Regions from separate parts of the Homo sapiens genome. Here region 1 is linked to region 2. A link is a contact called in ENCODE Hi-C data. All regions are on one chromosome and are shown on one strand. The core of a region is the stretch at or near the end of the contact, and the rest is flanking DNA. Distances in the headings are between cores, read along the strand shown.

Evidence for each region. Hi-C counts contacts between places; a loop is a spot of excess contacts on that map. Pooled maps may share reads with other maps.
Region 1: a map with no recorded cell type shows a loop between it and region 2 (2.2-fold over the local background). The contact joins the promoter of OR1A1 here to the promoter of OR1D2 in region 2. A Hi-C loop is called at or near these places in 1 of 37 single-sample maps with no recorded cell type and 1 of 50 pooled maps.

Annotation. Positions count from the first base shown.
Region 1 is chr17:3,206,056-3,209,253 of GRCh38, reverse strand. It overlaps OR1A1 (olfactory receptor family 1 subfamily A member 1), which reads right to left and starts at 1,587. Exons shown (of 4, transcript NM_014565.3): 1 at 1,254-1,587; 2 at 256-673.
Region 2 is chr17:3,102,986-3,106,337 of GRCh38, reverse strand. It overlaps OR1D2 (olfactory receptor family 1 subfamily D member 2), which reads left to right and starts at 1,916. Exons shown (of 2, transcript NM_002548.3): 1 at 1,916-2,239.

The DNA.
Region 1 (3,198 bases), core at 338-2,837, 100 kb before region 2:
AAGCTATGAGGATGCAAAGGCATAAGAATGATACAGTGGACTTTGGGGACTCGGGGGGAAGAGTGCGAAGGGGGCGAGGGATAAAAGACAACATATATGGTGCAGTGTATACTGCTTAGGTGATGGGCGCACCAGGATCTCACAAATCACCACTAAAGAACTTACTCATGTAACCAAATACCACCTGTACCCCAGTAACTTAAGGAAAAATAAAATAATTTAAAAAAATTAAAAAGAAACAGTTGGAGCAAATACCTAATGTTCCATTTGTATAATCTAGATGATGAGCTTCTGTTGTTATTTCACATGTTCTGTGATGATTTGGTCCAGAGGACAGCGATGGAGCTGGGTGGCTCAAGTTCATGTTTCATTTAAGGTAGGAGATAGAATGTTCCTTGTAAAGAGGTTGAGAATAAATGGAGGTTTATTTATACTGGAAGAGGGACCCAGGGGCCATATATCAGACTAGGGGAAAGAGGTAAAAAGACCCTCTACCACCAAGAAGAGAAGCCAGGAGGTGCCTCAACATGCATGCTGGAGACGTAGCGGGCCTTGAGTTCACTGGGATGACGTCAGGGCCTTGAACATTGCGGCGCCTTTAATACCCACTTTCCTGGAAAGCGTCATCCTCTGAGATATCAGCCATGTGAATGGGGTGGTGCTGAGAACAATTCTGCAGGGACAGAGGAGGCAAGTGTTTCCCCTTATCTGGGTAGCAGTGTAGACCACCAAGATGCATCTCTCAGTACTTTGAGACTTCCATGATAGTTCAGCTCATCAGTGCTTTGGTAATGAAATACCATGTTTTCTAATGGGCCCATTAGCATGACCAAGGTGATTTTGTAGGTCTCTAAGACAATGCACTTTTGGCAGGTGCTCTCGCTCTCTCTTACACACACACACATGCACACACACACTATATTACTATAGGAGGTAGAAAGAGCTAAAGACTGAGAAAAGCAAATCAGAATTATCTTTTTCTGATGCTGTTTTCATGGACAACAGCCCAAGGAGAAACATTATCAGAAGGGGAGGGTCCTCCTCCTCCTCCTCCTCCTCCTCTCTCTCTCTCTATATATATATCTCTATCTCTATCTCTATCTCTCTCTTGTCCATCTGATCCTCAGAACTTGGATACTGGAGCCAGGCCAAGATTTGAGTTCTAATTTTGCCACTATCTCTGTGTGTGTCTTTGGGCAGTTCAATTTACCGTCTTTTTATGTTTGATAAAATGACATCATAATTCAACTTACCTCTTGGGCAAGTAGCCTACAGTTGCTGGCTGTCTACCCTTTGATGTTGCTGTGATACAGTCTCTTCCAATGTCTAAGTCCCTATCTGTGGAGTCAGTTCAGATGCTTTTAAAAAGGGTCCTGGCCCTGTGGCCTTCACTTCTCCTCCACAGAAAGGAAGTTTGCAGTTAGTTCATCTAGCACCTGCTAGCATCCCGTTTGAGGGCAGCCATGCTGGAGAAGCAGTGGCAGGATGGGGAACAATCCTCTGTTCCTGAGGTGGAGGACACAGGAATGGGATGGTTTAGAAGGAGGAGTCCCCAGTTTCCCAACAGGGGAGCCGAAGGGACAAGAGGAGCTACCCCGAAAGAGCTTGAGGACAAGGAGTCGAGTTTCCTCCTCAAGGAAGCAGGCAGGTCACAGCATAGAGAAAAGTGGGCATTAGTCACCCGGTTATCAAGTCTCTGGAAAGGTGATTCCTCCAGGACTTCATCCGAGCCAAAGTTAGAGTAATTGTTGCAGCTTATTTACATACTCCTTCACCTGTGTCCCGAGGGGACACAGTGGCTCACAAGAGTAATCATTTCCAGGAGGACGGATGGACTGGAGGCTTTCCAGAGAGTGTGTCTCCAAGGTCCAAGCCCTGGGGTGAGCTATTCCAACCTCGCTGTTGGAATGTGACCCCCTCTCCTTTGCACAAACGCAGAAGTGCCCCTTGGGAGCTACAAGGATTATGGTGGAGTGAAGCTCCTAGTCTTTCTTCCAGTCTGCTGTTTAGACTACAGAGAAGAGTTATATTTCATCTTTTCTCTAGAATTTATTCTCAAGGAAGTTTAGGGTGGAAGTTATACTTGTCTACTTGTTTTTAATGTGGCATGCAGATAGTAGGCCTTTTTTTTTTTGTTTTTAGAGTGGAAAGGGCCTAGTGTTATCTGGCCCACTTCACATATGTGTCACCCTTATAGTAGCCCTGACTAATGGTCATTATCCTGTGGCTCAGCACCTCCGGTGGCAGAGGGTTCACTGCCTTTCTATAGAGGACCCTGAGAAGATGATGGGTTCTGGCTGGGTTTGAATTCTGGCTCTGCCACTAACTAGTTGTAACTGACCTCAGACATTTATGTATTTAATGCATTTGCTCATATCTAAAATGGAATAACCACAATAGCAACAGCAATATCTTCATTAAGTTGCTATAAGGATCAAATGAATGAATACCTGAAGGCTGTTTTTTGGTTTTGTTTTTTTTTGAGATGGAGTCTTGCTCTGTTGCCAGGTTGGAGGGCAGTGGCGCGATCTCGGCTCACTGCAACCTCTGTCTCCTGGGTTCAAGTGATTCTCCTGCCTCAGCCTCCTGAGTAGCTGGGACTACAGGTGCCCGCCACCACAGCCGGCTAATTTTTTGTATTTTTATTAGAGACGGGGTTTCACCGTGTTAGCCAGGACGGTCTCCATCTCCTGACCTCTTGATCCGCCCACCTCAGCCTCCCAAAGTGCTGGGATTACAGGCGTGAGTCACTGAGCCCGGCCCCTGATAGCTCTTAAAACAGCCTGGCACATAGTTAGCACTTAGGAAATGTTAACTGTTATTCCTTCCTCTATGCTTTGCTACTTCTATACGACGACCTATAATACTGCCTGCTTTACTACTAGTCATGTGATTGTTGTATTATACAACTCTACAAAATCTATCAGATTCTACACATGGTAGAGGTTGAACCACTGGCAGAATTGCATTTTCCTGCAAACATGTTTCTGCCTGCGCCTTCCTGTTTGCTCTGTCTTTACCTGCCCTATATTGAGACTACATTTCGGTTTCCTGGACATGGACTCTCAGGCACAGATAAGATGACATTCCAGATAGATACTTTCTTCTTAGTAATCACATTTTGCTCCTTGTGCCCTTCTCAGAACTTCTTACTGATTCCATGCTTTGTTTACTGGGTACGTATTAGGGGCCAAAACT
Region 2 (3,352 bases), core at 667-3,166:
ATGAAACTAGAAGTCATTATGTTCGGTGAAATAAGTCAAGCACAGAAACACAAATATTATATGTTGTCACTCAACATGTGAAAGTTTAAAAAGTGGATCCCATGATGATAAACGAGCAGACTGGTGGTCACCAGAGGCCAGGAAGAGTGAGGGGAGGGGGAGGAAGAAATGTTGATTAATAGGTACAAAAGTACAGTTTGATAGAAGCAGTAAGACTGAATATAGTTTACAATCATCTATTGTATATTTCAAAATAGTAAAAGGGGAACAATTCAGATGTTTCTAGCATAAAAAAAGACAACTATTTAAAGTGATATATATCCCAATTACACCAATTTGATCTTGACAAATTTTATGAAGATATTAAATTATCACATGTACCTCTATTATGTATCTTTTTTTAAAAAAAAAAAAATTCAACCATGGCGAGATACCGCTATACTCACCACAACAGCTAAAATGAAAAGGATGAAAAATACCAAATCATGTTAAGGTATTGAGCAACTAGAACTCTCATACACTGCTGGCAGTAGGGAAAATTGATACAAGTCTAGTACTTTGGAAAAGTGTTTAGCACTGGCTACAAAAACTATACATAGGCCTGCCATGTGATTTATAAATTCCACTCTTAAGTATATATGCCTAAGAGATATGCGTAGCTACACGACTCAGGACAAAAACCGGAAACTACTAATGCCCACAATGGGTGTTTAGTGGTCTCTTCACACAATAGAACACCATACAGCAATGAGCATGAACAACCTACAACCACATACAACTGTGTGGATGAATCTGACATATACAATGAGTGAAAAACGCCAACACAAAAGAGTACAAACTGTATACTTCCATTTAAATAAAGTAAGAAAATAGATAAAGCTAGCTTAATGATATTAGCAGTTAGGATAGTGAGTACCTGTGCAGGAACAGTGACTAGAAAGGAATATTTGGTCATTTCTGGAGGGTCAGTAATGTGTTTTTCATCTGAGTGCTGGTTACTCATGACTGGCCTGTTTGTAAACATTCCTGATAAAATTTTCAGGCTTCATTTTATTTCCTAAAATAATGTAGCATCATTATTTTTCCATCTATGTCTAATAACTATATTATCTAGAGTCCCTATATGCCTCCCCTGTGTTGGTTCTTGCTATTGGAATCTTCCTTGTGTCTTTTTATCTTTGGGTTTATGTTGGATATTGTGCTTGAAAAATTATTAACAGAAATAATTCTGTTATTTCAGCTCTAAGGTGACATTATGTTCCTCTAAATAGGATTTCTTTCTTGCTTTTGCTTAGTACTTTGGGTCACAGACATCTGGAATCATTCTAGTTGAAGTTTAGTACCTTAAATTTGCCAGACCTCTCCCTACTCAAAGTCAACAGGCAATACATGTAGAGTCCGCTTTATTTTTGGCTTACTGTTACTTTGGCTTACTGTTATATGTATTTTATCTTTTATTTTTTTTTTTTTCAGATGGAGTCTCACTCTGTTGCCCAGGCTGGAGTGCAGTGGTGCCATCTCGGCTCACTGCAACCTCCACCTCCCAGGTTGAAGCGATCCTCCTGCCTCAGTCTCCCAAGCATCTGGGACAACAGGTAAGTGCCAGCACGCCCAACTAATTTTTGTATTTTTAGTAGAGATGGGGGTTTCACCATGTTGGCCAAGATGGTCATGAACTCCTGACCTCAGGTGATCTGCCTGCCTCGGCCTCCCAAATGCTGGGATTTCAGGTGTGAGCCACCACACCCAGCCTTCCTAGGGTATATTTTAGGATTACTGCACAATAAGGAGCTGGTTTATTTCTTGTAAACAAGACTCATTTCCCAAGACCCTCACCTCTAGAGAATAACATCGGAGCAATTATCCATGTTCATCTCAAGAGGCTATCTGGGGATTGCATCCCCAAGTTCTCTCCAAAATGGATAAGCAGACCTGATGTGCTCCCTGTTCATCCCGTTTCTTCATGAATCTAGGATCCAAGACTCAGTTCTCATATCCCACAAATCTCATTGGGGCATCAATAGCCTGAAATCCTGTCTCCTTTTTTACAGAAGCTGAAGACCCAGGCAACAAGTTCTCTGCTCTGTACCTTTAGCCAATAGGATGAGTCTCCAAGACCTATTCAGAAAATAATGCATTCTGGTCTTTTATGACCTGAATGTGTTTTCATCCTGTAGAACAGGAACGTGGAGGAAGCTGAACCAGTGAACTCTGAGAGCAGCACAGAGCAGTGGGTAAGGTCTGTACATCTCAGCCTCATGCTCTTTCTCCCTCTTCTCTCTTATCTTCTCTCTTATCTTCTCTCTTCTCCATTTTCTCTGTCACACAAACATACTCACACACTTTGGGAACTCATGTAATCTCACCTCTTAGTCTTCAAAGGTAATAGAACAATCCCTTGAATCTTAGAAGCACTCTACAGTTTTCAAGGTACTTTCACATTCTCTGTTGCATGTAATTCTCACAGCCTGTGAGAATGACTACCTAGGTGAGAAGAGGGGATTTAGGCAGGTCGTGGGCCCTACTCAAGGTCATACAGCTAGGAAGTAACAGAAGAGGTACAAAGCCCAGTGTTTCCACTGCAAGCTTGGACCCCTTTTCCATATTGCCCCTACAATCTCCCCCCTCACACCCCAGCAACACAACAGAGGGGTCTGTGTCTCTGTGACCATCTGACCACATCAGTGTTCAGAACCCACTGACTCTTACAAACTCAGAGCAGTGTTTCCCAAAGTATAGCATCAGAACTACTGCATGCTTGCTAAAAAGAACTTGGTTCTCAGAAACAGGACTTCAAGAGAGACTTCAGGACTTCAAGAGAGAGAGTCAGAAAGTCAGAAAGTCAGCTTTTTGTTATGAAGCATCACAGGTGATCGTGATGCACATGAGTGCAGGAGATGCTTGCCTTGTGGGTTACAAAGCAGAGGTATCTGGCCAGATGCAATGGCTCACGCCTGTAATCCCAGATACTCAGGAGGCTGAGGCAGGAGAATGGCTTGAACCCGGGAGGTGGAGATTGCCGTGAGCCGAGATCGTGCCACTGCACTCCAACCTGGGCAGAGTGAGACTCCATTTCAAAAAAAAAGAAAGGAAAAGAAAGAAGAAAAAAGGAAGCAAGCAAGCAGAGGGATCAATTTCTCAATTTCCCTGGGAGTTCTCTGGCCTTCCTCAGTCTTGTCACCTGCCCTCTACCCTCCCTCCCATCAGCAGATGTCCCATAGAGCTCTGAATGGTAAGAACAAGACTGCAGAAAGAAGTCATTTGTGATGTGGGAAGCCTGTAATACCGTGTGCCCTCATCTTCTGTCTCCCCTGCAGTTGCACCATGAGGCCTGACACCAGGAGTCCCACCC